Linked DNA regions of Homo sapiens: all the other regions are linked to region 1. A link is a contact called in ENCODE Hi-C or POLR2A ChIA-PET data. All regions are on one chromosome and are shown on one strand. Each heading gives the region's core, a stretch centred on a gene start or an enhancer-like site at or near the end of the contact. The rest is flanking DNA. Distances are from core to core; before and after follow the strand shown. Region 1 overlaps KIF5C (kinesin family member 5C). Region 2 has its middle 460 kb from the start of LINC01911. Region 3 has its middle 220 kb from the start of ACVR2A.

The links. A loop is a pair of places that touch in the nucleus more often than their neighbours do. ChIA-PET counts read pairs that join two places held with the same protein, here RNA polymerase II (POLR2A). Pooled maps may share reads with other maps.
Region 2: a map with no recorded cell type shows a loop between it and region 1 (7-fold over the local background). The contact joins two enhancer-like sites. A Hi-C loop is called at or near these places in 3 of 37 single-sample maps with no recorded cell type and 2 of 50 pooled maps.
Region 3: a loop to region 1 is called in a pooled map, with 5 times the contacts of the local background. The contact joins two enhancer-like sites. A Hi-C loop is called at or near these places in 5 of 37 single-sample maps with no recorded cell type and 4 of 50 pooled maps. POLR2A ChIA-PET finds 5 or more read pairs at or near these places in 1 of 52 experiments (activated B cell).

What each region holds. Positions count from the first base shown.
Region 1 is chr2:149,019,063-149,021,817 of GRCh38, forward strand. The region is part of intron 25 of KIF5C (kinesin family member 5C); the gene reads left to right. Among named protein-coding and RNA genes, the nearest start is that of LYPD6B, 18 kb to the right of the region's middle. Within about 2 kb of position 1,414, at least 5 of the 41 ENCODE cell types and tissues checked have a DNase peak (open chromatin) inside an H3K27ac peak, as active enhancers do.
Region 2 is chr2:147,296,636-147,299,390 of GRCh38, forward strand. No RefSeq gene overlaps it. Among named protein-coding and RNA genes, the nearest start is that of LINC01911, 460 kb to the left of the region's middle. RefSeq lists an enhancer at 1,039-1,148. Within about 2 kb of position 1,321, at least 2 of the 41 ENCODE cell types and tissues checked have a DNase peak (open chromatin) inside an H3K27ac peak, as active enhancers do.
Region 3 is chr2:147,627,712-147,630,466 of GRCh38, forward strand. No RefSeq gene overlaps it. Among named protein-coding and RNA genes, the nearest start is that of ACVR2A, 220 kb to the right of the region's middle. Within about 2 kb of position 1,365, at least 2 of the 41 ENCODE cell types and tissues checked have a DNase peak (open chromatin) inside an H3K27ac peak, as active enhancers do.

The sequences.
Region 1 (2,755 bases), core at 164-2,663:
CTTTGATGCCTGGTTATTTAATAGATGGCAGCTGGATTCCCCCAGCTGTTTCTGCATTCTGTCTGTTGCGGTGTGCTGTTTTGGTTGAAGTATATAAAGATAATCCCCCTTTGTCACACCAGACAAGATTCTTGGCCATTGGACAGCTAAGAAAACTGTGGAATGGGGAAGTTGGGATCATAGTGCCCGTATCACAGGCTTGTCTGGGATTGAATGAGAGAATGTGAAAGAAGAGAGAAAAAAGTCTTAGAAGAATACCTGGCAAAAATTAGGCCCCCGTGCATGTTAGCTAATGTTAAAGTGGTCATGGGGACAGACCTGAAAAGACAGCTGAGGTGGGACTGCAGGGAGAGAGGACAGAAATAACTGTAGGTAGGTGCTGCTATGGCAGAGGACTTTGAAACTGGCAATCTCAACCCAAAGAAGGGAATTGTGGAGCACCCGGAGGCAAGAATTCCTGATTCCATCTACAGCACAGTAGGCTCCTCCACTTTAATACTCCTCAGCTTCATGGTTCTCAGAGTCATAAATTCAGAGCAACTAAAATTGTTCCTCCACAGCAGATTGTACCAAAGCTCCAATGAGATAAATCCACTTCTATTCAGCAGTGATAAGTAGAGTACAATTGGTAATTCTTATAATGTGGGGATTGAATTATAAAAAGGCAAAAGAAAAACTAAAACTATGTACTGTTTGGATTAAGCTTAAATCCACTGCAAGCAATTGCAAAAGCCCAAGTTGGGTGTGAAAACGGTCTCTAAATACTTCTTGCAAAACCCTTGTATAATTAACTTCCTTCATTAGCTTTCCCCACCCCTTCTAAAGAAAGGTGATTTTATTTCCTCCTAAATCTGGTCACACGTTGCCACTTTGAATTACCATCTCCAGTTTGGCAGAGTGCCAGGGGAAGTCCTAGAGCAGGTCAGTTGGTCCAGTCCCCTGCCTCTAAGTGAGTGAGTGGCTACTTGGAAGAGAGTCAACAGGACTGGGTTTTAAAGATTCTCCAGACTCCTCAGTCTCTCTGGGATTAGAACAGACAGAAATGCTTTATCTCAGGGCAAAACCATTTACCTTTAAAATTTATATCTATTTTCTCCCATGAATTTATCTAAGGATATGAAGATCCAGATAGTGGGAAGGATGGATGAGAGCATCCTGCTGGAATCCATGTTTCTTGGGCCTGCTGGAAAGACTTCTCAGCAGACAGGCCTGTAGAGATCCTTAACTGGGGATGAAGAGGAACGCTGCATCCTAGTAAAGAAAGGACCCTTCATTGGCAGAGTTCCTGTGCTTTTCCTCTCCTTTCTCACTCTCCTTGAGGTGACTAAACTAAGCAGGTGGGGCCTCCTTTGTGGCCCCGTGTTTCTTCCAAACTATGAGCCAAAACCTGCTGAATCTTGCCCAGCGGGGATCGGGGGCTTTGACTGAGAGGCCTTCCAGGGGGAAATTGTGTCACTTTATGGTCTGCTGGAGTTATTGAGGCCGCCCCATTGCATTTGTGTCTAGTGCTTGCTGTGTCAACACGGTTTGGCTGCAAACATTGCGTCAGGCCATAATCCCACAATCCAAGGTATGTGCTGGCACCTCTCTGCCTCCAGGCACGCAGAACGGCCATCTCATCCGACCAAGGGGATCTTATCTGACCAGGGGGATAGCGTGCGTGGAGAAATGAACCTGTGAGAAAGTGAAATGGCAGTTTCAGTGGTGGCATTCAGGCAGGCACTCCTATTGGTTTTCAGCTCAGAATGCATTTTAAATAACAACTATGACCATGCTTTTAGGTTTTTCACTTCTAATTCTGGCAATAAGCCCAAAATTTCACCAGAAAGGCCATGTTCTTCCCAAAGACATCTTACTCTCTGTGACTTCTAAAAATGACAGAAATATCACCCTCTAGGGTTGTTTAAGCCCTTCTTAGTTGTGTAGCTTTGCCACTGTGGGTGATTATACCAAATGAGTTCTGTGAATATTTTTTCTTGTCAGTGAAGAGGTGGTTTTGTTTTTGTTTTTGTTTTTTTGAGACTGAGTCTCACTCTGTCACCCAGGCTGGAGTGCAGCAGCATGATCTCGGCTCACTGCAACCTCTGCTTCCCAGGTTCAAGCGATTCTCCTGTTTCAGCCTCCCAAGTAGCTGGGACTACACATACAAGCCACCATGCCGGGCTAATTTTTGTATTTTTAGTAGAGATGGGGTTTCACCATGTTGGCTGGGCTGGTTTCAAACTCCTGACCTCGAGTGATCCACCCGCGTTGGCCTCCCAAACCAAAGTGCTGGGATTATAGGCATCAGCCACTGCACTTGGCCAAGAGGTGGTATTTTTAAAAAGAATGTGTTGTTCTGTTTTTTTTTTTCTATTCAGTTTCTGTTCCGTATTTCTTCTCCCTTTTTCACCCACTTTGCTTGTATCTGCTTTAATAACCCCTTTCTAGACTGAGAATTTTTCTATTTATATGTAACTTACATCCTGCTGATTTATGCAAAATATGTGAGGTTGCTTACAATATTATAACATATAAATCAGAAGAGTGAAGAAAAAAAAGAGCATGGTAGCGGGAATCTGAGATATTACCACAGTTGAGCACCAAATGTTGATATAAGCCTTCTAGAGGCAAAACAGAAAGCATAATGCATAATGTGTCAGGTTACAGAGGGCTTTTTTTTTTTTTTTTTTTAATCAAAAGAGAAGTTGGGCTTTTCTTAGTGGCTGTTGTATTTCCAGTACCAGGTAATTCCATGTATTTCTTAAGGATAAGG
Region 2 (2,755 bases), core at 71-2,570, 1.7 Mb before region 1:
CAAGGGAAGATCTGTAAAGGTTGGGTATCTCTAGCATCTTGGCCCCTCGAGCATCTCCCCTCTCTCCAGCATCTTGGTCTCTCAAGTCCTAGGAGCCTTCATAACCCTGAGCTTTAATTGTTTTCTTTGCATTGTGGATTTATCAGAAGTTCTGCTGGCTTCTCTGCCTCTTAGCTGCAAACCCCTCTAGGATTTTTAGACTCTCTCCACTGGCCAAGAATGATAAATATCTCTGGAAGGAAAGCAGCTCACAAAATATCAACTCATCTCTCAATAATTACCTTCTTTTCTAGTAACTTGGCCCCTAAGTTACCTCAACTGTTCACCAAATTCTTCAAATACATCCTTTTTATATTTTGTCCCATTTTTCTATTGTTCTCAGTGGGAGTGTTGTTCTACCATAAGCTAATACATCATGCACTTTAGGATCTACTTTAATGATCTTTTAACTGAACATACATCATAGTTTAACATGACGCAATTTAAGTGCAAGTTCATAAAAGAACTAGCTCCTGTCCCCATTTTTCTGTGGCATCTTATTATTTCATGTGATATAATTTGAATAATGGAGAAAGGGTGGGTCTCTGCCCAAAAACATTTTATTCACATATATTTGTTACTTAAGATCCAACTTTAGGAAATATGTTCAAAGAATTATCTCTGTTCATATATAAATATCTCTAGAAGAAGTTTGGCAGTCATTAACATTGATGACGACGGATATCAGACTTTTATAAGAGGAGGAAGATAGAGGAAAAATAGGAGTCCAGGTCCTGCTAAGGAGAGAATTCCATGACCGGGTAGCCAGGAAAAAGAAAGGAAAGCCACAATGTGAGAAAAGTACCCTGAGAGGATCAAGCTTTTCTATATCCCAATTTTGGCCAGGACTGGCTCTAACCTGTCAGGATATTGTACCTCTATCCAGATGAATAAATACTAGGAAGAAGCTTAATGTTCAACAAGGTTGGATACTCTTCTTAGGGGCTGAAAGGGAGCAACTTTGTCTGCTGGCTTTGTAGAGGGTGTATAGCCCAACTAGGCCTGACCTATTCACTCCTTTTCTAATTTTCTTATTAGTAGACAAATGTTTCCATTGATCCAGCATGTTAATTTTTTTTCCCCGAACAATAATGAAACACATGGAAAAGTCTTGTGCTTGCATAGAAAAAAGTAACACATATGAAAGAAATGAAACTTTTGATCTTAAAGTGCTTGTGCTGTGAACAACATGTGCTAAATCAAACACTTTCTGTATACCCAAACTTTAGTCTTAGATTTGGTTTGGACTAAAGTAAGTTCTATTACTCATTGTGAAATGGGTGTGTTTCCTGTTTCTCTGGAAATGGGTGCTGGTTTGCATCAAGAGGCTTCATAAAGAAAGAGAAAAACCGCAAATCACTATACATGATCAACATTTGCCATTCTACTAGCACGTTGCTACAGCTGCTTCCAGCTTTGCTGGGGTAAAACACTGACACCTGTTATTCAGCGAGGTATATGTGGGATGGATGGAGCCATGAGAGGGAAGCCACAATGCCAACATGCTGCAAATGGCATTTTATTTGTTTCTAAAATTAAATGAAAATGGTTACAACCCTAGCCAACCTTGACCTTGGGCTCTCAGGGCCAAATTTGTTCTAAAACCAAGAAATAACACCTATATCTCAAAGATTCACAGGTGGAAAGAAATGGAAGACTACTCCTACAAGCAATGATTAATTTCAAATTAGGTGAATAAAAAGGAAATAATATTTATTAAACTCCTACCACATACCTGCTAGGCTCAGGGCTTATTGACCTTTTAACATTTAACTTTCACATTACTCCCATGATAGCTGGGATTATTCTCATTTTTCAAAACAGAAATTCATGGCTCTGAAAATTTGGATCACTTCCTGAGATGACCCCACTAATGAATGGTAGGTATGAGATTTAAGGCTGGGTGCTTCTGATTTCAAAGCTCATTGCTCCATGATGCCAAAATATCCACTTTGTATCATCCTGTCTTCTGGATTTTTTGAAGACCTTACTGCCATAGTAGACCATATTCAATGCCTTTTAAAATCACATGGAGGCATGTGTGCCTTATGTTTCACAGCGAGACAGCTCCATACGTAAGTTAAAGCCTGAGCACATAGTTGCCAGGGCCCTGATAATATCACCCTGGCATAAACTGACATAGTGGTAGGCCTCCTCAATTCAAGTTCTGTCAAATCCAATGACTTAATTAAAGCCCTGGGAATGATGGGAATTTCAATAGCAGGGCACTCTGGGAGCTTTCTATAATCTAAAGCAAATACAGAAATAAAACTACAGGAGAGAACCTATCAAAACCACAATATATCTATTACCACGGCTGTTTCTTCTCAGACACTAGGCTCCCTCCTGAGCCTATTATTAAGTGCAAATGACCAGGCTCAGTTACTGTTATTTTTAAAAACATTACTTATCGTGCATTGTGTTCTGAAACTTGTTGACTTATTTTAATTTGCATAATTATAGTAATTTTCTCCTATGTCAATGCTGTAGGATTATATTAGGATTTTGCCTTTTATTTAAAGAACTTTGCAGGTTCAAAAGCACATTGTTGTCATATCACTTTTGACCCTTTCAGGCAGTTGAGAGGCAGTGATGATGGAAGAATATATTTTGCTAAGTTTACTTCTTGGCTCATGATTGGAAGAACTGGCAGAGGTTTGAGAGACCAAAAAAGGGAAACAGAAATGAAAGAGATTAGGAGAGTAAAAGAATGTAA
Region 3 (2,755 bases), core at 115-2,614, 1.4 Mb before region 1:
TAAATGTCATATAATATTCTTATAAAATGGTCTTGTGTGAGTCTGAAGTGTAGGCTCCACAATGTCCTCAAAGGGTAGTATCAACTTGCAAAGTTTTATTTGGGTGTATCCATGCCAATATCAGGCACCTCCTCTGGTTTCCAATTGTGTGCAACCAGATTCACAAGGGAGAAGACAAATGGTAAATTATACTTAAGACCACTGCAGATCACTCTTAAAATGCCAAGAAAACAACTGCCCATGTTCCTCCAAGGAGTCACACAATCCATTCAGTACTTTCAGGACTGACAAGATCATGTTTATTTCAGTGGCTGGGTAAGTAGAGCATCATAGAAGATAACAGCTTTGTAGAAATATGGTTGTATATAAAAAGTGTTTTCACCTTTTAAAGTCAATACATTCTCTCTCCACCTTATCCTAATAGATAGTTTTAATCATACAATAAACATAATTTTATATCCCATCTCTGGGCCAGATGGCCTGCATTCCAATCCTGGGCTCTACTTCCAGCTGTGTAACCTTGGAAAATTACTTAACCTCTGTCTCAGTTCCTTCATTTGCAAAATGGGAGTAATAATAATACGTACCATGTACGATTGTGATAATTAAATGAGTTAAAACATGTAAAGAATGTAAAATTGAGATATTAGCTAATAGGTACTAAATAAATGTTAGTTTATTATTAAATGCTATTATCTTAATCTTTCCATTTAACACAAATATATACACTTTTCCCATATTTATTATATAGTCTTCATAGCCAACATTTTATTGGTGCATAATAGTATATAAATAGCATACTCTGTTAAGTGGGTGTGCTATAATTTATTTCAACATTATTCAAGACATGGGAATAATGCTTGCTTCTTATTTTTCAAAATTTTTTATATTTTACATTTATTAATAATATCTTAATGTCTTTGTACAGTGACTTTTTCCATATTCTGGATTATTACTGTAAGCTCGATCCCTAGAAAGAGTTTAGAGGAATAATTGGTATAGAAATCTTTAGGTATTTTGATACATCTTGAAAGTTGGACTTTTGATTATAAAGATTCTATCTTTGCTTATTCCTTTCTGAACCTCTACTCAGAACTTGACACAAGGCTCTTCATCCAGCCATTCAACACCTGCTGATATTTGTTCTCAAGGTACATTTAAGAAAGGTCATTATAAGAAATTACCATATTAAAATTCATCTACAAAATTATTTGAGTTTCATCTTTAAAAGATAGTTTTCTAAGTATATAATCACTTCATATTAGAGCTTTGTTGCTAATAAGGGAAATTTGAACTCCAAAAAAAACCACCAGAAAAACCCACTTACTCAATGATATTTTTAGCACGTAAAATTCCCCCTATGAATCATATGCTCACAAACCATGCACCCCTAAATATTTAGCTCCTTCTGACTCATTCTGAAACATTCTGACAACTTCTCCATTGAAATTTAAAATTTCCCAATACTGTAAGATCCTCCTTTCCTCTAATTAATTAGTTCCCTTTCCCATTGGCAAAATGCAGTAGTGATAATCTCTACACTTACAGACTGTGGAATGGAGCACACAGCTGGAATCTTTCACTGCCCACAAGTCTACATTTTCCCATCTTCCTGGTATGTCTCTCTCACCTAATACTGGATTTTCATTGCCCTCTTTTCCTGCCACTGACAACCACCACCCACAGGTAAAATCTTATCCTTCAAAATCTTGGATGTGTCCTAAAACCCCATTTTCAACTGTATTAATGAGAGTTCTCCAGAGAAACAGAACCAATAGACTATATATATGCATATGTATGTGTGTATAAAATAGAATATATATGTGTATACATATAGAAAAAGAGAGAGAGAGATTTAAAACGAATTGACTTATATGATTATAGAGGCTAAAATGCCCCAAGATTTGCAGTTGGCAATCAGCAAACTAGAGAACCAGGGTAGCCAATGGCATAAGTTCCAGTCAGAAAGCTTGCAAGCTGAAGAACCAAGAAGAACCAATGTTTGAGTCTGAAGGCGGGAAAAGACCAATGTTCCAGCTCAGGCAGTGAGGTGGGAGGCATCCCCCCTTACTCAAGGGAGGTTTAGCCTTTTTGTTCTATTCGGGCCTTCATGTGATTGGATGAGGCCCACCCATATAAGGGAGGAAAATCTGCTTTGCTCAATCTATGGATTCAAATGTGGATCTCATCCAAAGCACCCCAACAGATACACCCAGAAATAATGTTTGACCAAATATCAGGGCACCCCATGGTCCAGTAAAGTTGACCCATAAAATTAACTATCACACCATCTGCAGACTCTGGTTTCTGCGCTCTCTCTGCACCGTTTGCTTAAGAAATCACACCCTCTTCACTAATATCTGCGGATTGATGCAGTCTTTCTCTCCCATAACACTCTGCTTACTTCCTACTCTACTAGCAACACACTTCCGAGTGCTCTGTCTTATGCGGGGGTCACTCCACACAGAAAGCTCCCACCACACATGAGAAAAATTGAATTCATAATGTTTGTTCTCAATGGCCCCTTCTCTTATTGTCAATGATTATAGTACCCAAAAAATAAACATGGAACTCATTCCTCAGGTATTTTTCTATTCTGTTGCTACAAATCACACCAGGTTGCTGGTCTGGCCAGCTTTCAAGTTTCTTTGCCACCAATTATTGAATTAATTAGTTTTCCAGCAAGCTTGCTCTTTGTTCTGTGTAGTACATAAATGGCACTCGGGGTGGAAAGTTTACAGTAAGAAAGCAAGAC